Regions from separate parts of the Homo sapiens genome. Here region 1 is linked to region 2. The links are chromatin loops, found by intact Hi-C in ENCODE. Cell type or tissue: PC-3. All regions are shown on one strand. Each heading gives the region's core, and the rest is flanking DNA. Links, peaks and the distances in the headings are about the cores only. Region 1 has its middle 83 kb from the start of IL1RAPL2. Region 2 overlaps IL1RAPL2 (interleukin 1 receptor accessory protein like 2).

Evidence for each region. A loop is a pair of places that touch in the nucleus more often than their neighbours do. Peaks named below come from ENCODE experiments on the same cell type or tissue, not always from the same donor. Only the 100,000 strongest peaks of a DNase experiment are listed, where the experiment ranks them.
Region 1: a loop joins it to region 2, with 8 times the contacts of the local background. A loop is called at or near these places in 5 of 110 quality-filtered maps.

What each region holds. Positions count from the first base shown.
Region 1 is chrX:104,474,290-104,491,845 of GRCh38, forward strand. No RefSeq gene overlaps it. Among named protein-coding and RNA genes, the nearest start is that of IL1RAPL2, 83 kb to the right of the region's middle. In PC-3, for the core only: a CTCF peak has its summit at 8,698 (motif pointing right); no DNase peak of the experiment used is centred there.
Region 2 is chrX:104,918,243-104,926,242 of GRCh38, forward strand. The region is part of intron 2 of IL1RAPL2 (interleukin 1 receptor accessory protein like 2); the gene reads left to right. Among named protein-coding and RNA genes, the nearest start is that of TEX13A, 300 kb to the right of the region's middle. In PC-3, for the core only: a CTCF peak has its summit at 4,102 (motif pointing left); a DNase peak (open chromatin) is centred at 4,079.

The DNA of each region.
Region 1 (17,556 bases), core at 4,068-12,067, 440 kb before region 2:
GAATTCACATTTTTATATGATGAGTTAGGATCAAGCACATTTGAAAAATGTAAGCCAACAATTTAGCCACAGGATTTTATATAAGAATCTGTTCTATTTTTCTTGGGTAATAATGCAAAATTAACAAATATATATGTTTTTTCTTTGCTTCTATGAGAACCTTAATAAAAGTTAAATACCTTTATAAGCTTTATTCAGGTCTTTATTTTCAACCAGTCAGTTAATTTCCTTTAAATGGAATTTTATTTCACTACCCAGAAACTGGCTCTAACCTTTAAACTATCCTTGCTGTGGGCTAAAAACATTTCTTGTCCTGTATCAGTGTCACAATGTAGAGATGCAGTGATGACTATTACCAAGTCACTTTAGGATTAAAAGAAGTTCTTAAAGCAATTGGAGACACATTTTTAGGAGCAAATACTGTAATAATTCCATTGTTGAGCTGGTAAAATTTTAAGAGCCTGACTCACAAAAGTCATTAAGGATAATTTCAAAACTGTTATCCCATCTTTGATAAAGGCATTTTATATATTCCCAATTAAGAACCTTCATGGTGTGTCAGTTGTATTCTCTTATCTGGCTTTCCCCCGCTTTCCACATATTAAAGTCTAGGCTATGTCAAATTTCATCCTGTCGTGCTAAATGTGGTCTCAGTGCCCTTGAAGATTTACTTTCTCTGAAACTCTGGGTTAAGCCTTTTCGAGATACAGTGCCCAAATCCTTTTCTCTTTCATCTCGCCCCTCCACACAAACTCCACTCCCAACTCCACCCATTACCTGATATCTGAAACTTAAATTTTTTTCAGGCAGTAACATCTCTCCCATTGTCCTGCATTGTAGGAAGTTTGTAATATCAATTTTCTAATTTCTATGCACAGATTACATGAAACCTGTGCTTTCAGGAAGCTTATGTTCACTGATAGAAAACGTCATGGCCAAATAGACCTACTAAAAATGACTCCTTGGAATTTTTCAATGTGAAATCCCTCCACTGATATCAATGATGTGTCTGTTAGCAGTTATAGTGTAGTCGTTATGTGGTCCCTGAAGTCAAACAAGTCTGTGTTCAAATCCAGCTCAGCCAGTTCTCAGCTGCATGACTTTGGCAAGTTATCTAATTTCTGGATTCTCAGTTTCCTCTTTTGGAAAGAATGATGATAGTACCTACTCATGGGTTGTTGAATGGATGAAATTAGAAAATAGACCATTAGACAATGTAAATTATATAATGTAAATTAGCACTGCCTGAAACTAAATAAACATCCTATAAATGTAAGCTGTCATATTTGCAAGTGGTACTTGTGTAATCCCTGATTATACTGGCCCCTGACCAGGAGATTAAACAGATTTGCCAATGTTAAAGAGCCAAACATTCTTTCCTTCCCCTCTGTCATCCCCCCACCCACACTCCCCATTCAGACAAGTTCAGGGGACAACAACATATTGCCTCATAGCAATCATCATTCTGTGATTTTAGAATGGGCAGGGAATAACAGGGTAATATCTGGAAATTTCCCAATGTTCTGTTGCCAAAGGAATGGATTTATTCTTCCTTCTAAGGAGCTGATGTGGGCCCAACTGCATGCCAGGACCAGGGCCTCCAGGCTTGGTTTGGGATTTACAAGGTTTTGTTGCCAGAGTGAGAAGATATGGGAGTCTTAAACTTATTGAATGCTCAAAATTAAAACCAGAGAAGGCTGGGCTCATATTTTAAGTACTAAGGTTGAGAGCAGAACCAGAAACAGGAGATGAAAGCAAAGTCTCACAGGCAGGCAGAATTTGTTTGGAGCAAGGGAGCAGGGTAGCAGGACAACAGGAGCAAGAATAGTGGAAAATTGAGAGAGGAGTGGAGCTGAACACTGGAAATATGGCCAGAGTACCTGCGGCTTATTTTTATGAGCTCATGACCACATAGTGCATGGGTTAGTGACCTAGTCTAACTGTGTATGGTTGGTTACACAGCATTTGCTCAATTTTGCCGCAACTCTGCCCCTGCAAAAGGTCTTCCTCATTGTGTTAACAAAGGTTTTATATATATATATATATATATATATATATATATATATATATATATATGTATGTATGTATGTATATATAAGCACAAGGGTTTAGTTGAAGGGAAGGTGGTATGGCTTTTGTGAGTGACATCAAAACTCTCATAGGTTAGGGATGTCCTCCTGCTTACTAGATTCTATCAATGTCCTGTATTGGTCCTACAGTTTTGTGAATGAATTATATTTAAGCTATGTATACATTATCTTCTTGAAGGGAAGAAATTCTTTGCGCTCATTAATTGTGGTGCAGAGTAGTTCATCTTTTTGCTTCTCTTCACCTTTTTGTGAATGTGATTTTTAAGTTGTTGTTGGGCTAGGGGAGACAAATTCTAGTCTTGCTAGAAACAAATGATTTAGTTCTTATTTCTTCTAACTTCACCATTCATGATTTTCTGGGCTCTCATCATATCCTTTCTGAGTCTTTACCTTTTCAGTTTGAAAGATCATCTTTATCTAGTGCATTTTACTTAGCAGCTATCTGTTCTATTGTTCAATCCACAATAAATTAGCTATATATTTTGAGCTCCTATTATGTGCCCAGTGTGGCATTAGACACTGTGGGGAAATAATAGGAGATAAAAATCATTTTCTCAGCCTACAGAAAGGATAAGATTTTATTGAAGATTACTTGGAGATGGAAAAAATTTAGAGAAAGATTGTAATCTTGCATAATCAAGACCAGAGACTGCAAGCCTTCTAGGTCAGTGATCTCATACATGAGTGTGCTTTAGAATCACCTGAGATCTCTGAATTACTGAACTCCATAGGTCCCAGTTTTTCAGGTTGTGGGTGGTGCCTGGGACTATGCGTTTTATCAAGCTCTCTAACTGATTCTGCTGCTGGGGATCTCTAAACTATCCTTTGGGAAGCAGAAGGCTAAAAATATCTGTGAAAATTGAGAGGCACATAATGTATGTGATTGACTAGGAAAGGTATGATTGGAGCATGGAAGGGTGGGAAGAACTTGGAGAAGAAGTAGTTGGAGGAAATTCATGAAGTGCTACTGGAAGTGAGAATGAGAATTGGATATGTTGCAGAGATGAGCTAATTGTTCACCAACTCCGTTTTCTTTTCTTCCTAGTAACACAGTCTATATTTCCTCATCTCCACAGTGAAGTTTGGCTGTTTGGGTTCTGGCCAATGGAATATGGACAGAAGTTTTGTCACATTTACGCCAAAATTATGGGTGGACGTCTCATAACATCCCCCAACTGTTTCTCTTCTCCCATCTGCTTGCTAGATGTTGATGCTCAGAGTGACCTTGGAATCATTGTGGTGAAACTGACGGCCTCCACTGGCATGTGTGCCTGAATGACTGTGACTCCCTCTGACCAAAAGAAATATCCATATTGGGTTTCATATGAGTAAGACTTCTATTGTGTTAAGCTATTGAGATTTCAGGGTTTTTCTGTGAGAGCTTCTACTATAATCTTAACATTCAAGGGACCAGGCTATACATATATTCAATCTTGTAGATAAATATCATCATGAATCATAGCAACATTTTCAAGATGCTTTGTATGTATTTCTGTGTAACCTTTAACTGACAAGACTCCTAGCTGGACATTCCTTTACCCCTAAATCCCTTTGCTGACAAGTGGAGGGAATGAAAACATAATTGTTTTTTACTAAAAAACAGAGAATTATTTTCAGTGGGACAGGTGTCAGCTGGCTTTGTGCAGTTCATAGTTCATCTTGCTTGGGTGCACCTTCTCATATTCTGCCATCTGCTTTTCAGTGATGGATACAGCAAAAGAATTGCTAACCTGCAGCTGCCTTGTGATCTGGAACCATCCTACTGTTGGATACTTTTGATGATGTGATCTGGATGCCATTGTCTTACCTCAAAGTTTTCTCCTGACCTGAAGGATCTCTCCCTGGCCTGACAGGTGCCTACTATTTCTATTATTGGGGGAACCATTTGGGGACCACAATATTATCTCAAAAAAGTTTCCTGTAAAAATACAATACATTACAAGAGATAGAATAACCCATTAACCATTAACATAAATGAACTTGTGTTACTATTGTGTAAAAAATGGGACAATGATAGAATGGCATTCCAGGTGGAAAAAAGCTGAGCCAAAGGGGCGCTGTCTGCTTTAGTGGATCATCCTGGTAGAGAGGAAAGGATTCCTTAGAATGTTTGGGGCCAAGTGAAACTCCTGGCAACTTGGGAAAGTGCACTGTGAACCCCACCTTGAGGAATCTTAGAAGGGGTGTACTCTACAGAGCACCAGAAATGGTAGAGAGTTGTGGGAACTAAAGGAATAACATTTAGAATGGCAGAGAAAATAATGGAGACTGGAAAAGGAATAATGGAAAACAGGAGCAAGGATTTCAAAAGTGAGATGTCAGCAGATCAAACCACATCCCTGGAGAGAATCACTGAGAGGAATAACAGAAGAATAGGCCAAGCCACGTTACTGGGAGAATAAACGCATATTTTTGGCTCCTTTCTATGAAACCCTTACTTGTCTCAATAAACCTGTTTTCTTTTCACACATATGTTATGCAAATATTAATGTTATGCATTGATTATCTTTTTAGTATCTGTGTTGAGCCTGTTGAAGTCATCCTGCACCCAGCTGGGCTGCTGCTAAAGCTCATACCATTAGCTTCACAGAGAAAAACATGGAGGTTCCTAGATAAGCAATTCAGATACATCCATCACATCCTTTCAATGAATATCTGACTACAAGAGCTATCACATGTAGTCAGAGATAAAAGTACATTCCCTGATTAATGCCTGTCAATCACCATGAAATTTCTGCTGACCTTTCTCTTCTTTCTAGATTTCCTTCAGTTAACTCATGGCCACCAGTTTTGGACAGTACTGGCAACTCAGAGTCATGTTTACTGAGCCTCACAAATAAATGGATTGTGTTTCATTTTCTGTCTTCAAGGCTAATTATTAGTATTATTGTTGTTGTTTATATATATTATTTAATAAAAAAGAATAGATATTACCACAATAAGAGAATGCCAATCTAATTCTGTTTATTCATTATTAGTAACCATGATCTGTAGGATACTATCATTCTTAACAGGCACATCTTCCCAGTTTTGAGTTAAGCAGAAAGTTACCCCAAAAGTTCATCTGTTTCCTGGAGACTGAAACCAGTTTAAGTGGCCAGGAGCCCTGAAGACCTGTCTTTTGTCTTTACCTTAAGATCTACTGTTTTCTTCTTTGAGTACTTCTTCTGTAGTCTTTGAGTACTTTATTGACACTTTTCCATTAGCTTCACTCAAGCAATTGAAATATTGCACCTGGATTAGCACAAAGGATAAACCTGTAGTTTATCCTCCATATTTTTTGCCAGGATAAAAAACATTCTTGCTTGTCAGGGGTATCCAAGCAATATTCTCCTGCATGGATACTTATTACTAGCCTGTAAGAAAAAGGTTATAGAAATTCCTCTTTGGGGAGAATGCCATGAAGACTTTTTCTTCCCACCTAGTAAATTTCATGCAGATGCACCTCTCTGGGTACTGTAGCTGCAATTCCCTTTGGAAGTTCACCTGGCATAAATGCACCATATAGAGAAATTCCCATTGTGGTAATGCATTGCAAATATATCCCCCTTGAAACAAATATAGAATGTTTTCCTATTGTGTAAGAGTACTTGAAGCAGTATGAAGAATTGGAATTTGATTTGCACGGTCCTGGTCTTTTAGTCACTGTGGGCACCTTCATAACATAATTGGGGAATAGGATAAACATTCTTGTTGGACTCAAAGCCTGTTATAGGAAGCTATGTTTGGGAGACTAGGATTTGACCTGTGGTATGTCTAAAACTGAGTACTATTACCTTGCCTATCAGTACCCAGGAATTCAGATGTCAGACAGTCATGGCATCTGAGCAGATGTACTGGTGTCCAGGGCCTCTGAGGTGATTTTCCAGCTGGTAGCCAGGTTGACACCTACCCACCATTGCTTAAAAGAGCTATGCCATAAAATTCTACCCCAGTGACCCCAAAGCTCAGAGGCTTCCCCGAACTCAGCATTCACTACATAGTTATTGCTATGTCACCAGTGTTGCCTCCTTATTTTGCTTTGCTATGTTGTTCACAGCTTAAGTCATTGTAAGCTTCCAGCCCTTTCATATAGATTTATTGATATGGACAGAACAACCACTGAAATGTTCACCATTGAACAAAGACCCTTAACTATAGTTACAGTCTGATGAACTAAACTGACTTGAACCAAGGACCAGAAATGATCTCTTTAATATAGAATATGCCTTGACAAAATCAAATCAACACTGGAAATATTAGAACCTTAGCCCCTGCAATAATAATACCTAGCATGTATTGAGCTCTTACTATATGCTAGTCATTGGTATGAACAAATATGCATTACTTGTAATCCTCACCACAATACAATGAAGTGTTACTATTATTTCCTTCAGGTTATAGATGAAACAACTGGTGCACAGAGAGGTGAAGTCTCTTGCTCAAGTTCGCATGGCTGGTAAAATGGCAGAGCTACGATACCAATACCTTGTGAGTCTGGCTCTGACATCAAAGCTCTTAACCACTACCTATACTACCTTTCTGCTGCTGTCAGTCAGGAAAGTAAAACTAGTGTTCTATATTAGAATTTTTGACTAATACTTCATTTTATCTGTATGGAAATATGCCTGGTTTCAGAAATTCTTCACCCAGTTTAGAAACAGTGATAGGTACTACCACTGACTTGCTGTGTCACCTTTGCAGTTCATTTGACTTCCCAAGCCCTCATTTCCAATCTAAAAGTGTGGTGAATAACATTTGTCCCCCCCACCTGCCTGTGTTGTGAGACAATGTGAAGTCAGTGTTTTTGAAAGTAGTTCTTCATTTAAAACTGGTTTCTGTTAAATTTCTCTGCCTGAGGGTTAGGGAGTCTCAAATACTAGGCAGCAGTGAAGGTAAAATACAGCATAGGTTCCAAGTTAAAAGAAAGGGAAGATTAATACCAAGTTCAGGCTAGGGAAGGGAGGAAGGAAGCTGACCTCCACACAGACCAAGGGGACCTAACAAACTAGAAAACACACTGGCAGGTCAGGGTCAGAGGAACAAAGAGAAAAGGTAGGTTTGAGCATCAGCTGGCTCTTTGCTTGTTAATCTTAGTGATTTGCTTTTTCCTGACAAAAGAGCATCCTTTGAAGGGAGAAGGAATGGGGTGGAAATCAGAGTGCTTCATGCATGAGGTTTTGTAAAATGCAATCTGTAGCACATATACAGCTACAGACACTGAGAGGAGCTCACATTCTAGGACAGTACACACATAAGATCACTCCTTCATGCCAGAATTTTCCAGCTGAGAAAATAGTCATGTCATTTGGCTGCTGTGGGAAAGGTCTAGAGTCACCCAGGGCCTCAGAGGAGTACCATGGAATTAGAGGAATGAATTACATTAAAAATATTCTGAGCTTGGCGTGGTGGCATGTGCATATGGTCCCAGCTAGTTGGGAAGCTTAGGCAGGAGGACTGCGTGAGACCAGGAATTCCAGTCCAGCCTAGGCAATATAGCAAGACTCCATCTCTAGAAAGAAAAGATATTTTGTCCTACAGAAAATCACATTACATCCAAACATTGTTCTTAAAATACTAAAAGGCTCAATATTCATTCCTAGAGTAGAAAAAAAAAAAGCTATTAGACTTCCTGGAGCATTTGATATCCATTATGTTCATAGTTTAATAACAGTAACAAAACAACAATAATAACAATACCCATTCATTTTATGGCTATAATATCATGGGGATATGCTGGATGCTTTATACATATTATTTCTAACTCGCAATAATCTTATGAGGTCAGAACTCTTATTATCCTCATTTCCTTGGTCAGAAAACTGTCCCTGAAAGATTAGAGACTTGCCTCTTGTTACATAGCTAGTTACAAACCTTGTTAGAGGCTTTCTATCTAAAATAGGACTTCTCTTTTAGATTCCATCTCTCTACCTTGTTTTCTTTCCACTCACAGCCATTACCAGTAAATATCTGAAATTAATTTGTTTCCTTGTTTACTGTCTTTCTCCTAGGCTAAAATGGAAACGCCATGAGGGCAGAGGTTTTATTAAATTCATTAACTCAGTCTTAGAATAGTCCCAGGCATATAGTAGATGTGTGTTGTTCATAGCTGTTGAATGAATGACATAGTGGTGGAGGTGGAACTCAATCCCACATCTAAGCACCTCCAAAGCCCCTGATCTTTCGACTACTCCATGTTGCTTTCTCTCCATATATATATATATATATATATATATATATATGTATATACACACACACACACACACATATATATATATATATATAATATGGATTAAAAAATTGAAAGGCACAGCTTTCTGTTTTTACCCATGTTCAACTCCTCAGCAATGACACCAAGAGCAAATAATTGGCTGAGGATTTTTGACTTAATTTAACCTAAAAATACAAACCAAAACAAAGGCCAATTTTCCATAAGTAAAATTCCTCCAAGAAGGAAACAAGGACAAAATAAATAAAAAGATAAAGAATTAACTGTAAGTTGCAGCATGGGAAATTTGATCTCTTTGCGAATTTTGTTATTATTATTGTTATTGTGATTTGTGTGTGGGTGGGATGGGAATTTGTTTTTCATTCTTATCAGTAGGTGGCAGCAATTTTCTTAGGCTGAGATGAGCTTAACGGTTAAAAGGGAACTAGCAAACTTTGTCCAGATGATGATAGATAAAGATTTTTTTTTTAAAGCTGAAGTTCATAAGTTCACCTTTCTTGGAATATGGTTAACTTCTAATTGAAATATAAATTGAATAACACCATCTGTTGAACATAACATCAGTGCAGGAGAATTTCTAACAACTGTATCTGACTCTGGTAACCATTTTGGAGAGTCTAATATGACTTACACAGTTGTATCATAATCATATGTAACATAAATGTGATTTATTGATCATTCATGGTCTGCTTTTGTAACCTCCAATCTCTGCCCCCATCTTGTAAGAAATTACTTAGAACTGATTCACCTCATAGGTGTGACCAAGCAGGAACATTCTTCCCTGGTGGGTTTTTTCTCTTTTTGTGGAGAGTGCCCAGAGGATGTAGGGACAGATATGCTTAGGTCTATGTGGATTGGGATTGAATCCTATTATGGCATGCTTCCACAATACAGCCCTTGCATAACTGGCTTTAGCACAGGTGGTCACCGGTTGCTCATTTACTTGTCTGTCTTCTTCACTGGTTTGAGAAAATGAATCATGTCTTGATTTTCTAGTACTCAGCACAAAACTTAGGATGTAGTAGGTGCTCAATAAATATTTGTTCCTTGGATTTTTTTTTTTTTTTTAGACATGTTCTCACTCTGTCACCCAGGCTGGTGTGCAGTGGCATGATCAAAGCTCACTGCAATCTCGAATTCCTGGGAGATATGATTTGGCTCTGTGTCCCCACCCAAATCTCTTGTTGTAGCTCCCATAATTCCCACATGTTGTGGGAGGGACGCACATGTTGTGGGAGGGAGATCATTGAATCATGGGGGCAGGTCTTTCCTGTGTTGTCCTTGTGATAGTGAATGGGTCTCACAAGATCTGACGGTTTTAAAAGCGTGAATTTCTCTGCGCAATCTCTCTTTTTGCCTGCTGCCATCCCCATAAAGTGTGACTTGCTCCTCCTTGTCTTCTGCCATGATTGTGAGGCCTCCCCTGCCACATGGAACTGTGAGTCCAATTAAGCCTCTTTCTTTCGTAAATTGCCCAGTCTCAGGTATGTCTTTATCAGCAGCATGAAAATGGACTAATACACTGGGCTCAACTGACCCTCCCACCTCAGTATCCCAAGTAGCTAGGACTACAGGCATGTGCCACCATGCCCGGAAAATTTTTAAACAAATATTTGTAGACGCAGGTTCTTGGTATGTTTCCCAGGCTGGTCTCAAACTCCTGGCCTCAAGCTATCCTCCTGCCCTGACCTCCCAAAGTGCTGGGATCACCTTGCCTGGTCTGTTGCTTAGATTTTTGATGGTATTGTCCTGAAGCTTGCACAGTATATGGGAATCTTGTTGGACTTTATAAGTTCTGGTTGAGCATTTCTCATTCAGTGCTATTTGTGGGACATGACTAAAGAAAATGCCTAAATGTACATTCCCTGTGTATAAATCTGTGCAAGTATAAAGTTTTACTTGGTCAATTTGGTGCTTGTTTGTTGATCCCTTAGGCAAGCTTGTCCAACTGGTGGCCTGCAGGTCACATGTGGCCCAGGATGGCTTTGAATGTGGCCCAACACAAATTCATAAACTTTCTTAAACATTATGTGATTTTTTTTTCGATTTTTTAACTTCTTTTTTTTTTTTTTGCTCATCAGCTATTGTTAGTGTTAGTGTATTTTATGTGTGGCCCAAGCCAATTCTTCCTCCAAAGTGGTCCAGGGAAGCCAAAAGATTGGACAACCCCCCTTCCTTAGAGCCTTGAAGGACACATTGATATACTCACATTCTCCTCATCCTCATCTACTGAGATCAACTTTATGCTAGACTCTGGGATGCAAGTTTCTGCCTTTTAAGCTCTGGACTGCAAGATGTGTCCATGCAATCATGAGGAACAATACAACTTACCACAGATTCCAAGTGCTTGGTTAACAAGCATGAGCAGGAAGAACTCAGATAACATTATAAACTTTAGCCAAGAGGTTGTGCTAAAAGACATAAGTAGTCTGGTTATTTGAAGCCCCCTGGATAATTGAAATTTTTCATTTTTATTGGAATGTTTGCTCTTGTTGTTATAGTAGAAACATAGCCATGCTGTGCTAGATGCTGGATGTTCACCTCTCTTTTAACATATTCAGTGCATAAATTAGCCCCAAAGAGACTAAAAACCTAATGGTTGCTTTTTTTTTTAAGAGAAATTCTTTACTGAATCAGTTACATTTTCATATGCTAATAATCAGTGAAAGAACATACCATGAATAGCTTCATAAAGTGATTGAGATTTTAGTTTTCATAGTTAATTTTAGCCTAAGCTGGCTAAAAAGAAGTGAAAAGCTCCAAGATCAAAACCATGAGTTTGATGAAAAGCAATTGTTTTATTATTTATACAAACTACTTACAGAAGAATGATTTGAAAAGCAAATGGAACTGTATTTTCATGATAACAGTTATTCCCATTTTGTTTTCTTTAAAAAATTCTCATGTGTAACATAGAAATTTGCAAATAGAAGATAAAGAGTAAGAGTAATGCCATGTAGGGATTACAAAATATAAGTTGCGATAAGGGGCATCAAAATGATGATAAAACCAGATAAGTTCCATCAACTTTAAGTGAATACATTATCTTCTTTGAAAGGAAAAAATAACCTAGTGGTTTTCATTGCTATTTTCAAATAATACTTGGTGATGATTAAAGCCCACTGCATTTGCTATTGACTAGTGTTAAGGAATTGACTTTATGCCACTACCCCTACCCCTGGCCCTGGCCCTGACTTTCCTACTATTCTTACCCCCAGGGTCTTATCCAAGATGCATTGATTTCTGTATCAGTGATTTCTTTCGAATAGTTAACTCATTCATCAATCCTACAAGATTAACTACATCTCCAACTGCTATGGCCAATTTCTAAAGTTTATGGTCCATTTCATAAAGTCTTGTAAATCAGACCTTATTTCCTTTTAATTATGTGTCCCTGCAGAATCCATGTGCCAGCATTGCTTCAAATTTATATGTGAGGCCCAGAACCAGAAAATCTTATCATGGGATAATTGTTTCAAATCCTATTAAGGTCTTTTCTGTATTAAAATGGCTAAGGTTAAGAATAGCAAGTATGACAATCAACTCTGTTCTTTTTCATTTAAGATTTGGCACAAGACTCATTTATTCTTAGAAGACTTCTCTGAGAATCTACTCCTTCAAACACAACTACAACTACAACCCTCTCTGCACTCGCAGCCCACAGTAGCCGTGAATGTTACTTGCATTTCTTGGCATTTAAGTGTAGAGTTCTAACTTTAATGCTATGCTCTATATGCATGTATTTTGCATTACAGCTTGGTGGTTAATAGCTCTAACTCTGGAGTCAGACTGTTAGGGTTTGGTGCTAGCTCTGCTGTGTATTACTCGTATAATTTGAGGCAATTTACTTAACTTATTAATATCTTACTTTTCTTATCTATTACAGGGAGATGATAATAATAGCACCTCCCTTGTAGGAGTATAAGGTAGAAAACAGTTAAAATGTTTAAATGATAAGCACATACTTGGCCCATAGTATTACGTAAATGTTAGCTCTATTGTTATGCTTTTGAGTGTTTCTCATTTCTGAATTATTTTGGAGGCTATTTGAATGCAAGATGCATGTTTTCAATATTCATATACCCTCTCTATGCCCATAGTGTCATGCTTAGTGCCATGAATGTATATAGTGTTTCCCAAAATAATAAAAAATGAATAGATTGTTCTAGTGATTCCAGATGTATCTATATCATGAGCTCAATATACATCATACATTCAGAAAAATATAATAGTAAAAGCAAATTCAAGCAAATGTTCCTATTAAAGGAGGCAACGGATGACTAAGAATTGGTCATGCTACACCTGAGTTGAGAGCTGGGCATGAGGAGTGTTTTCGGAAGTCTTCCTTGAAGAAGACTCATTTCAGAGTTCAGAGAGGCTGAAAAATTTTGTCCTGAGAAACAATGATGGCAGTTGAAGGTAAAAACATACTTTGAGTGAGGTAGACATGCTAGCTGTCCTCTGAGGTAAATGAAGGATGAACTTTAATTTATGTTGCCCCAGTGTATAGAGCTAAGACAAATAGATCAAAATTACAGGATGGAATATTTGGGTTCAATATAAAGAAACACTTTCTAACCACCTAGGCTAAAGTGGAATGAGTGGCTTTGTAATTAGTTTGGCTGGTTTCACAGGCAGCCACTTTACATACACCCTGAATAGATATAAAACTGTCACTTCTGTGGTGGGGAGTTTTGAGTTGTTTTCAAGGCCAACACAGAGGCAAGATCAAATGCAGTGTCACACTGGAAGAGGTAAGAAGAGAGCTTATTTCTTCCTTTACTTCCCATTAATGAAATAAAGAAGGTGGACAAAGGTTGTTAGTGCTGTTGTACTTGTCCAGGTAACATGCTAGGAGAGCTCAAAGGAAGGAGAGTGTGATATTTGTCCTTGATGTAGATCATTCAGTATCTGTTGATCTTAAAAATCACATAGGTCACTGGTCACCAAATTTAGATTTTGCTAATTAGTAAAATTCCCTGTGCCCTAGCCAATGCATAGAGTTGCCCTCATTTTTTCTTGCCAAGTAAGGACATTAAAAAACCAAAACTCACCTACCATTGGCTTAAATTTTCATTTCATAGAATAATCAATATTTTATTTTATTTATTTATTTTTCTAGTTTTTTTCTTCAAGGTCTCAGTATGCTGCCCAGGCTGGTCTCAAATTCCTGGGGCTCAAGTGATCCTCCCCACTTAGCCTCCCAAGGCACCAGGATTACAGGCATGAGCCACCACACTTGGCCCATTATAAAAGAATCAATATTTTTTAAAAAAGGAAATGGAACATAATCCCACAATAAAAATATTGTATTTTTTAGAGTTATGAAAAATACACATTGTCCATATTCTGCTCATTTCACTTTGGTCTGGTCAAATATAATCCTTGGCATGTATTGGGAAGAGTTCTCATGCAAGCACCTGTGAAGTATTATTTAGGCTTTAGTGATACTGTGATTGTTTCATGTGAGATTCTTAACCCCCATCCCTTCCTGGCTCCTTTTAACCCTCTTATTATGGCATTGGTGCTTTAAACCTTAATTCCCCAAAGTAACATTTATCCCGTAGATCTCACTGAACTCCACTGGTAGATTGTCCGAACCTTATTTGGGTTTGACACCATCTGTAGGATCCTAACATAAACCTAGTATTTAGTTAGTAAGCCTGTGCTGGGGTGGTGTCTTCCAACTACTCTAAAGACCCATTAAATAATATGGTATAATATCACTATTTCAAAATGCCAAACATCTAGGAATTATAGATGCTAAAATAATGTAATCCATAAGGAATAAGGACTTTAGGAGTCTTTATTGTCTCCTAAAAGCCCTTTGAACCTGCCTGGCATAATAGACGAGGTCAAATTCTATTTTTTTTCTGTAATAGATAATATATTGAAGGAGCTCTTGGGTAAAAATGTTCTAAATATCTACCCTGACAAAAGAAGGACTCCTATCATTTTTAAAACTTTAATTCCATTTCAGAAACATTGATATGCAATTGCTTGCTACTGAACTGGAATTTGTCTACATGTGAAATCACTTTTTTGAAGCATGTTATCTGCTAATGGAATCGTAGAACATTTTCTGGAGAGGAAAAAAAAAAGACTAATCTTTTGGCTCCACAGCATAGATAGTAGATTACCATTTGGATTAATGGCTTCTGTATTATATTGTTTTATTTTTAAATGCTAAGGTTCTTATTTTAAAGTCACATTATTCAGAAGCTCTTCAGATGTGTTGACATCTCAGTTTTGAGTATAATGAATGTAGGGTTTTATGCCCTTGTGAAAATTCCATTCCTAGTAGGATTCCAAATGGGGATTTAAAAAAATTATCCACATGGTCTGAATGGCTAAAATCCAGCAAATATATCTAGAACATGACAATGCTGGGCGAGTCCTGCTGAGATCATTGCTTGAGGTACTGAGAACATTCCCAGACAAACCAATCCAACTGTGACTAATGAACAAGTTCCATTTATGATCTATAGCTTGAGAATGCTCCAGGAAGAATCTCCTCTTCTCTACCATTACCACCCCCACCACCTTATTCTAGGCTCTCACTTGCACTATTGCAAGGACCACTTACCTGGCTTCTTAAATTCTATTTTGTGCCCACCCAATTGCCACTCACAGTGATCTTAAAACTTAAATCATTTCCTGACTCCCTTGCATAAAATTCTTCTTAAATGGCTTCTCCTTTCACATAAGTAAAATAGAAACCCTCAGCTCTTGCTTGCAAGACCTTGCATGGTATGGTGCCTGCTTACGTCTACATTCATGCATGCGTTTGATCATTCAGTAAATACGTATTAAATCCTTAGCTTTTGTAAGGGGAGCAAAACAGCGAAAGATCTCTGCTCTAATGGATTTGACATTCTGGTTGAAAGAAGCAGAAAATTGATGAAACAAAAAGGTAAAATATATAGTGTATAGCAGGATTCAGTTACCTAGGACTTGAAAGATCAAGAGGAAAGTGAAGTCACCAGAACGAGGAGAGATTGAGGATTGTATGGAAAAGCTTCTGACAAACACTGGGACCTTAGACCACGGGACTCAGACAGCCCTAGATGGCCCTGTTGGGAGGGAGTTGGATGAATAAACACGGTGACTGTCTTTCCTATTTCAGATCTCCTCCTGGTCTTCTCTGCTAGCCAAACATAACAGGAAACTAGAAGGATGAAAGGAGCTTATTGATGTAGCCCAAATGATCAGTCTTGGAGAGAGGAACAGAGAACAGGATGAAGAAGGTTGGGGAGTGTGGAGGGCAAAAAGAAGGGATGCAGTATAAGGTTGTGATTTTAAGTGGGGTGATCAGGGAAGTCCTCGCTGAAAGCTTCATCTCAACAAAGTGTCCCTGTCACTCTCTTTTGTCTAAATGCACTGGCTTTCTTACATATACTCAGCTCTGCCTTGCTCCCACCTATCTGGGCTCAGGGCCTTTGCATATGTTGATACTCCTATCTGAAATGGTTCTTCCTTCCCTTCCCCTTTAATTAATTAACTTAATTGAGTTGGAGTTAGTTGCTTAATTAACTCCTGTTCCACAGATGGAAGCTCTGGTGTCCTTTCTTCAAGAAAGCCTTCCCTGAGACCTTAGCCTATTCAGATACCCGCTGTTCTGTGCTCCATCTTCTGTACTTCTCCTGCTGTGTGCCATCCATATTTATTTGACTAATTAATATTTGTCCTGCTCACTCGACCTTAAGGTACATAAAGACAGGGAATATGTCCGTGTTCTCCTTCACTATATTCACAGAGTTTGGAATGCAGTATGTAGTGAATAAATATTTAATTATTGAGTGATTGAAGATTAGTAAATAGGAAAAAGTCACACTGAGAGATCCCTTGTCCTAAACTCCTCATTACTTTATATCTATTGTCTTTTTTGTGACTATGTATCTTTGGGTTATCAGAGTTCTAAATCCTCCATGAAAACTATTTTGGACTTCTCTAGTTCACATTAATCTCTTCTTTTTCTGGACTCAAATTGAGGGTGTGTTCAGAATCTCACAGTTTAGCACCTAGAACTGATACCTTAAGATCTGTGCATTTTACTGCATATATCTCAATATAAATGGGACATATATCTCAATAAAAATGGGACATATATCTCAATATAAATGGGACAAAAACCTATACATGACAGTACACATATTGGAAAAACCACATTTTAAAAAGATTCATAGTAACATGTTAACATTCTTGGCTATAGGGCTAAGGGATGGGAATTTGGATAAAAATAAAATAAATAAATAAATAAATAAATAAATAGAACTAGTTTATTTATTAAAATAAATAGTTTATTTTATTTATTTATTAAAAATAATTAAATTTTTATATACATATAAAATTTTTATATATAATTTTTATTTATTATATAAAAATAAATATATTATATAAATATATTATATATAAATAAATATATACAATTTTTATTTATTAAAAATGCACAGATCTTAAGGTATCAGTTCTAGGTGCTAAACTGTGAGATTCTGAACACACCCTCAATTTGAGTCCAGAAAAAGAAGAGATTAATGTGAACCAGAGAAGTCCAAAATAGTTTTCATGGAGGATTTAGAACTCTGATAACCCAAAGATACATAGTCACAAAAAAGACAATTTATTAAAAATAAATAAATAAAATAAATAAATAAATAAAACTAGTGAGCAATTATGATGGTAGCATAAATGAAAACATGCACATGCACATACACATACACACCAAAGGCCACCAGGACTGGGACCTGTGTATTGATACAGTTTGGCTTTGTGTCCCCACCCAAATCTCATGTTGAATTGTAATTCCCAGTGTTGGGTGAGGGACCCGGTGGGAAGTGATTGGATCATGGGAGTGGATTTCCCACATGCTGGTCTCATGATAGTGGTAAGTTCTCACCAGATCTGATGGTTTAAAAGTGTGTTGCACTTTCCTGCTTGCTCTTTCTCTCTCTCCTGCTCCGCCATGGTAAGATGTGCTTGCTTTCCCTTCGCCTTCTGCCATGATTGTGAGTTTCCTGAGGCCTCCCAGTCATGCTTCCTGTTAAGCCTGTGGAGCTGTGAGTCAATTAAATGTCTTTTCTTCATAAATTACCTAGTCTCAGGTAGATCTTTACAGCAGTGTGAAAACAGACTAATACAGGTATGTATATCACCCCTGGAAATTGTAATGTTGCCTTCCCACCTCACATCTATTTTTGGTTGCTCAATATGATTTTATAGCAACATGGCTTCTTCACCAATAATAGCCACTTCAGAAAT
Region 2 (8,000 bases), core at 1-8,000:
TCCAGGTTTGGTTTCCTACTATAGTAACCTTGGCTCTGTCTCATGACCAGAGATCACACCCTAGCCACATATAAAGGCCATAAGGGGAACTGAAAGACTATGTGTATACTTTAGGTATCCTCATTCATCAACAAGTGATCATGTACTTGTCATAATCATGGCATGTTAACTGGAAAAAAAACAAAAAAGTAGAGGAGGAGCTGAAAAACTATATTCTGGTTATGATGGACCAATGGGGTTACATTAACACACTATATTTAATACATTTATTTAACATTTGGAGAGGTGCAGGGCAAAGGGGGTTTGCATCTATTCCATGCCTTAGCATTTTACTTCCACAACCTATGGTCTTAACTTCTGTTGCTAACTTAGTTATCACTATTCAAAATGTAAGAAAGAGAACTTGTTTGCTGATACCTCAGGGATCATAAGATTGTGGATTCTGACTAGTAATTCTCAATATGAAATAAAATTAATAGAGGACAAAATGGAGTAAAATTAACGGAGGCAAAATCTTAGTTGAGTATCCTGTTGTGTTACAAAGCTCATTGGACCATGGTCTGGAAGCCCGTATACTATTCTTGATGGTATTAATTTTTATTGTTTCTCAAATTTATTTTTAAAGCCTTGATGTCCTTTGAACAAGATAGCCTATGGAGCTCCTCTGTGGTCCCTAAGCCACCTTTACAAAACTTTAGGGATTTAATGAATATGGTTTGAAAAGAACCAAACTACTGGAAAGAAGCTCAATGGCCATCCATAGGAAAATTCATAGATGATAATCTCTTCATAAGAGGACGAACATTAAGAATTAACTAGATCTACGTATGTAACATGAATATGTTTCAAGCATGACATTTAATGAAAAAATAAGTTACAAAGGATACACAGCATAGGATACTACATTAGACAACTCTTATGCTACACTTCAGGTCCTCTTGGCCTCACAAGACTCTGGGGACTCTTGGGCACTTTTTCTTTCTTTTTTTTTTTTTTTTTTAAGATGGTGTTTCGCTGTTGTCGCCCAGGCTGGAGTGCAATGGCGTGATCTCGGCTCACTGCAACCTCTGCCTACTGGGTTCAAGCGATTCTCCTGCCTCAGCCTCTCAAGTAGCTGGGATTACAGGCATGTGCGACCACACCTGGCTAATTTTGTATTTTTAGTAGAGACAGGGTTTCACCATGTTGGTCAGGCTGGTCTCAAACTCCTGACCTCAGGTGATCTGCCTGCCTTGGCCTCCCAAAGTGCTGGGATTACAGGTGTAAGCCACCACGCCTGGCTTTTTTTTTTTTTTCTTTTTTCTGAGACAGAGTCTCTTACTCTGTCGCCCAGGCTAGAGTGCAGTGGTGCGATCTTGGCTCACTGCAACCTCCCCCTCCTGGGTTCAAGTGATTCTCCTGCCCTTAGCCTCCCGAGTAGCTGGGATCACAGACATCTGCAACCACACCCACTTTTTTTTTTTTTTTTTTGTATTTTTAGTAGAGATGGGGTTTCATTGTGTTGGCCAGGCTGGTCTCAAACTCCTGACCTCAAGCGATCCACCTTCCTCGACCTCCCAATGTGCTGGGATTACAGATGTGAGCCACTGCGCCCAGCCCAGGTGCTTTTTCTGCCCAAGCCAATTTTGTAGGGACTAATTCTGTTTGGGCTCAGACTGACTTTACAAGGGTACAATCTTGCTTCATGTCTGTTTTGTGTGACTTGTATGTCCTGCATGGAGGCCTCTCTATTGCCACTGAGGCATAAGAGGCCATTGGACTGGCTCAGCACCCTTGTCTACACAACTCAGAAGTGTGAGGGATGTAATGCTCCATGGGGAGACTCTGACCAATGGAGACTATTGCTGGCAGATCATTTCTTCTCCTCCTCTTCCCCAATATTTACTTTACTGAGTTATAGTAGTAAATACAGTCTCGAAGCAACTGGTCCCTAGAAATCAAGCAATCAATTGTGCTTGATACCAAGCAATGGCCAACTCAGGATCATACTTTCCTATTAACACTTTTTCCCCTGATTCACCTTTTCTTTCCCCTTACTTCTACAACACTGGGATTACACTACCAAATAGTAGTAGCAACACATAAGATTTTGCCTCAGGCTGTGCTTTTTTTAATGTCCCCTCTAATAAATCTCATGTTGAATTATGATCCCCAGTGTTAGAGGTGGGGCCTGGTGGGAGGTGATCATGTCATAGGGGCAGATCCTGTATCACTTGGTGATGTCCTTGTGATACTGAGTGAGTTATCGTGAGATATGGTTATTTAAAAGTGTGTGGCCCCTCCCCTCCCCTCCCCTCTCTTGCTCCTGCTTTCATCATGTGACGTGCCTGCTTCTGCTTGGCCTTCCACCATGAGTAAAAGCTCCCAAAGGCCTCCCTAGATGCCTAGCAGATGCCAGTGCCATGCTTGTACACCCTGCGGAACCATGAGCCAATTAAAACTCTTTTCTTTAAAAATTACCCAGTCTTAGGTATTCCTTTATAGCAATGTAAGAATGGCCTAACATGCTAGATTAAGACAGAGTCCATTTACATACATTTTAAAAACACTAAAAAAGGAGAGATTAAAGATGCTGATTAGATACAGCTGGGAGGTGCCTTTTCTGTGGAAAAGAACCAAAATATTGAGTATACCTGCACACTCTGACCAGATCTTTTGAGACAAAACACTGAAATTCAATAGAGAAGTGACAGAAGACACCCTGGTTGAAGAGGGATGAAGTGAGGCTGCCTGCTTGGTATTGTGAGATACCAGGACTGGCCCCCAGACCGGTGCCATTCCCAAGGAAGTGTTGAGGGAAGAAACCCCGGGACACCATATTCCCACTGTGGATCTCTGAGTTCCTAGCTACAGGAATTCCTCCAGACTCCTTCAGACCTTTGGACTGGCAGAGGGAGCTGCCTGGAGATAACACAGACACATTGCTTGAACCCTAGTAGAGCCCAAAAGTCTTCAGTGTGCTAGGCAGCGACAGCAAAAGCTGACTCTGAGCTCCCCCACCCCCACCCCAGAGCTTTGCATCCTGCCCTAAGTTGTTACAGGTCCTGCTGTCTGCTAGGCTTGGAGAGAACAGGGCCAGGGAATGCTCACATGCCCAAGACAGGTCCCACTGCCATTGCCATGGGGCTGAGGTACAGCCAAAGCATGAAATCCCACATCTGCTAAACCCTCCTAAGACTGCCGGTCTGGCCATTCCCACAGGGGAGGGGCCAACAACATAGCCTCCATTGTCCCGCCTAGGTGGTTTGTTGATGGCCTAGGTGCAGTTCACCCCCCTGTCACATGTGGTCCTTGACCTTGAGGGGCCAGTGAACAAATCCGCTGGCCTTGTCCCAGTTTCCCAGGACTTGAGCACACCATCCAGGTGGATGAAAATGAGATTCGTAGCCTGATCTCTAGCAGGGGAGGAGCCCTCACTGTCAGAATAAGAGAAGAGCACAGCTCGGGTTCATGTAATGGCATGGGAACTCCCTTCAGGAGACCGGGCCAGGAAGGGTGTGGCCTGATAGCCATGGTTTCTGCCTCAGGGAGTATCATGAATGCCTGGAATGGCTTGGCAATCTGGGTACAGATTGCTTGGGACTAGTCTAGTCAGTTGGGCCTGTTGCCAGCATTGAATACTGGAGGGAGATCTCCCAAGTCCAGGGTGCAGCAGCTGGGTGGGGTCCCATGGCTGCCTGCTGGGCTGATAACCCCTGGCATCCTTCTTACCCTGAGCGTGCTCTGTGGCACAGGAGAGGCGCCGCCACCCCCCACTGGAGGGTTGTCCCAGTAGCCCGAGAGCAGCCCCTAGACCCCTGCGAAGGTAAGTGTTTACGACTGCCTTGGAGAGCCTGGCTGTGGGCTTGCCCAACCCAGCCCTGCCCAGTTTTGCCCCCTCCAGCCACCTTGGTGGTAGAGTGTGGAGCAGGACCCCTGGGAGCCCCATACCCTGCCCATTTCAGGAACACCCTAGTACTTCCCCCATCAACAAAGGCCAAGTAAAAAGTCCACTGCCATCAGCGCAAATGCTGTCCTCGGCAATCGCCATCTACTGGCTGGGACAGCAAACTGCATGACCCATCACAACTGCAAATATCACTGTACAGTGCTCAGCTGGTTCTTGCCTGCTATCGCCACCTACTGGCCACTAGGGTGAACTGCGTAATCTAATGTAATCGCTGCTGAAAGAAGCACACAGTGCTGGGAAATGAGATAAGCTTCCCAAGGCCTCCACCTCTCCATCTCTGTTGGTGTGGCACAGCACACCACTACAACAACCTACAAACAACTAGCATCTTAGAAAACCACTACAGTAAGGCTATCTATAATCAATGAATTAATACAGAGTGTTGGTGCCCTAAAAGCACAAAGAAGCAAAGCCGAAGGACTCTACCCAACATACACAACAGTAACACACTCAAGCGGGGAAGAAAAAAATCCCACCGAAATGAAAGTAAGTTTAAAAATAGAAAGTGACAGCTTCTACACATGAAAAGGGACCAGTACAAGAACTCCAGCAACATGAAAAAACATAACGTTTTGACACCCCTAAAGGACCACACTAGCTATCTAGCAATGGATCCTAACCAAAATGAAAACTTGGAAATGCCAGATAAAGAATTCAAGGTATGGATTTTAAGGAAGCTCAGTGAAATACAAAGGAAAGTGGAGAACCAACACAAAGAAATCAGAAAAATAATTGAGGAGATAAAAGATTAGATACATATATTTAAAGAAAACAAACAGAACTTCTGAAAATGAAAAACTCACTGAAGAAATTTTAAAACACAGTTGGAGGCTCTAACAATAGACTAAACCAAGCAGAAGAAAGAATTTCAAGCTTGAAGCCCAGTCTTTTGAATTAACCCAGTCAAAAACAAAGGAAAAAGAATTTTTAAAAATGAACAAAGCCTTCGAGAAAAGTATGATTATGTAAAGTGACCAAACCTACAACTTATAGGCATTCCTGAAGTAGAAGAAGAAAATAATAAGAAGTTTGGAAAACGTATTTTAGGGAATAATTCAGGAAAAATTCCCTGATCTTCCTAGAGATGCAAACACCCAGATTTAAGAAATTCATAGAACACCTGACAGACACTATACAAGAGAAACATTGCCAAGGCATATAGTCAACAGACTATCCAACATCAATGTGAAAGAACAAATCTTAAAAGCAGCTAAAGAGAAATACAAATCACCTATAAAGGAAATCCCATCAGACTAACAGTGGACTTATCAGCAGAAACCTTACAAGCCAGAAGCGATCAGGGGCCTATTATTAGCCTCCTTAAATGAAAAATATGCCAGATAAGAATTTTAAATCCTGCCAAACTAAGGTTCATAAATGAAGGAGAAAGTATTTTCCAGACAAGCAAATGCTAAGGGAATTTGTCACCACTAGACTGGTCCTACAAGAAATGCTCAAAGGTGTGATAAACATGGAAACAAAAGGATGATACTTACCGTCATAAAAGCACATGTAAGTAGAAAGCTCACAGATCCTATAAAGCAGTTACACAGTTGAGACTTAAGGTAACTAGGAAACAAAACCATGACAGGTACAAAACTTCGCATGTCAATATTAACTTTGAACATAAATGGCCTAAATGTACCAATTAAAAGATATAGACGGGCAAGTTGGATTTAAAAAAAAAAATAAGATCCAACCACCTGCTACCTATAAGAGACCCACCAAATGTCTAAAGACACCTACATGCTCAAAGTAAAGAGATGGAAAAAATATATATTATGCAAATGGAAAACAAATGAGAGAAGGGGTAGCCATTCTTATATCTGATTAAAACACACTATAACAATAGTAAAAAAAAAAAAGACAAAGAAGGGCATTAAATAATGATAAAGGGTTCAATACAGCAAGAAGATGTAAGTATCCTAAAAATATGTGCACCCAACACTAGAGTATCGAGACTCACAAAACTAATACTACTAGACCCAAAGAAAAAACACTGATAACAATACAATAATAGTGGGAGACTTGAACATTCCAGTGACAACACAAGACAAGCCATCAAGGTAGTTGGTTTTCTGCCTTGATGACCTGTCTAGCATTGTCAGGAAAGTCAACAAAGAAACTCTGGACTTAAACTGGACTCTTGACCAAATGGACCTAACAGACATTTACAGAACATTCTACCCAACAACTGCAGGATATACATTTTTCTCACCTGTGCATGGAACACTCTCGAAAATTGACCATATGCTTGGCCATAAAGTAAGTCTCAATAAATCAAAAACATTGCAACCATATCAAGTATCATCTTGGACAACAGTAGAATAAAATTAGAAATTATTACCAAGCATAACTCTCAAAGCTACACAAGTACATGGAAACTAAATAATTTGCTTCTGAATAACTTTTGGGTAAACAACAAATGAAGGGAGAAATAAAAAATTTTGGGAAATGAATAAAAATCGAAACAAAACATACCAAATCTCTGGAATACAATAAAAACAGTGCTAAGAGGAAAGTTTATAGTATTAAATGCCTACGTCAAAAAGGTAGAAAGATCTCAAATTAAGAACCTAATGTCACACTTCAAGGAACTAGAAAAGCAGGAACAAACCAAACCCAAAGCTAGCAGAAGCAAATAAATAACAAAGATCAGAGCAGAACTAAATGAGATTGAGACCAATTAAATGATACAAGGAATCAACAAAATTAAAAGTTGGTTTTTTAAAAGAAAAAACAAAATTGATCCACCACTAGCTAGTTTAACCAAGATTCAAACAAGCACAATCAGAAATGATAAAGGTGACATTTAATGTTAAAGGTGTAGTTCTGATATCACAGAACTACAAGGAATCATCAGATATCACTATGAATATCTCTATGTGCACAAACTAGAAAACCTAGAGGAAATCAATAAATTCCTGAAAAAAAGACAACCCTCCAAGAATGAACCAGTGAGAAATAAAAATCCTAAACATACCAATGAGTAATGAAATTGAATCAGTAATAAAATGTCTCCCACCAAAAAAAAAAAAAAAAAGCCCAGGACCAGATAGATTCACAGCCAAATTCTACCAAATATACAGGTAAGAGTCAGTACCATCTCTACTGAAACTATTCCAAAAAAATCGAGGAGGGAATCCTTCCCAACTCATTCTATGAGGCCAGCATCATTCTGATACCAAGACCTGGCAGAGACACACACAAGAAAACTTTAGGCCAATATCCTTAATGAACATCAATGCAAAAATCCTTAATGAAATACCAGCAAACCAAATCCAGCAACACATCAAAAAAGCTAATCCACCACGATCAACTAGGCTTTATCCCTGGAATGCAATGTTGGTTCAACATATGAAATCAATAAATGTGATTCATCACATAAACAGAACTAAAGACAAAAATCACATGATTATCTCAATAGGTGCAAAAAAGTCTTTCAATAAAATTCAACATCCTTTCATGTTAAAAACTCTCAATAAACTAGGTATTGAAGGAACATACCTTAATATAACAGCAACCTATGACAAACCCATAGCCAACATCCTACTGAATGGGCAAAAGCTGGAAACATTCCCCTTGAAAATCAGCACAAGGCAAGGATGCCCTCTGTCACCACTCCTATTCAGCATAATATTGACATTCGTGGCCAGAGAAATCAGGCAGCAGAAAGAAATAAAGAGCATGCAAATAGGAAGAAAGGAAGTCAAACTATCCCTTTTTGCAGATAACATGATTCTGTATCTAGAAAAATAGCTTCAGCCCAAAAACTCCTTTAGCTGATAAATAACTTCAGCAGTTTCGAGATACAAAATCAAAGTACAAAAATCACTAGCATTCCTATACACCAACAACAGCAAAGCTGAGGGTGATCATTATCAATCCTCTGAAAACAAATGAGCAACAAATATTTTCTGGCAGTGTACTTAGCTCCATCAAAGGAGTGCTGGGTGAAATAAAAATGTTATGCTCTGGTCACTACCCTGATAGAAATCTTTAGAATCCTGTTAGAAAATCATTTCCAATGTCTGAAGCAAACCTGCAAACA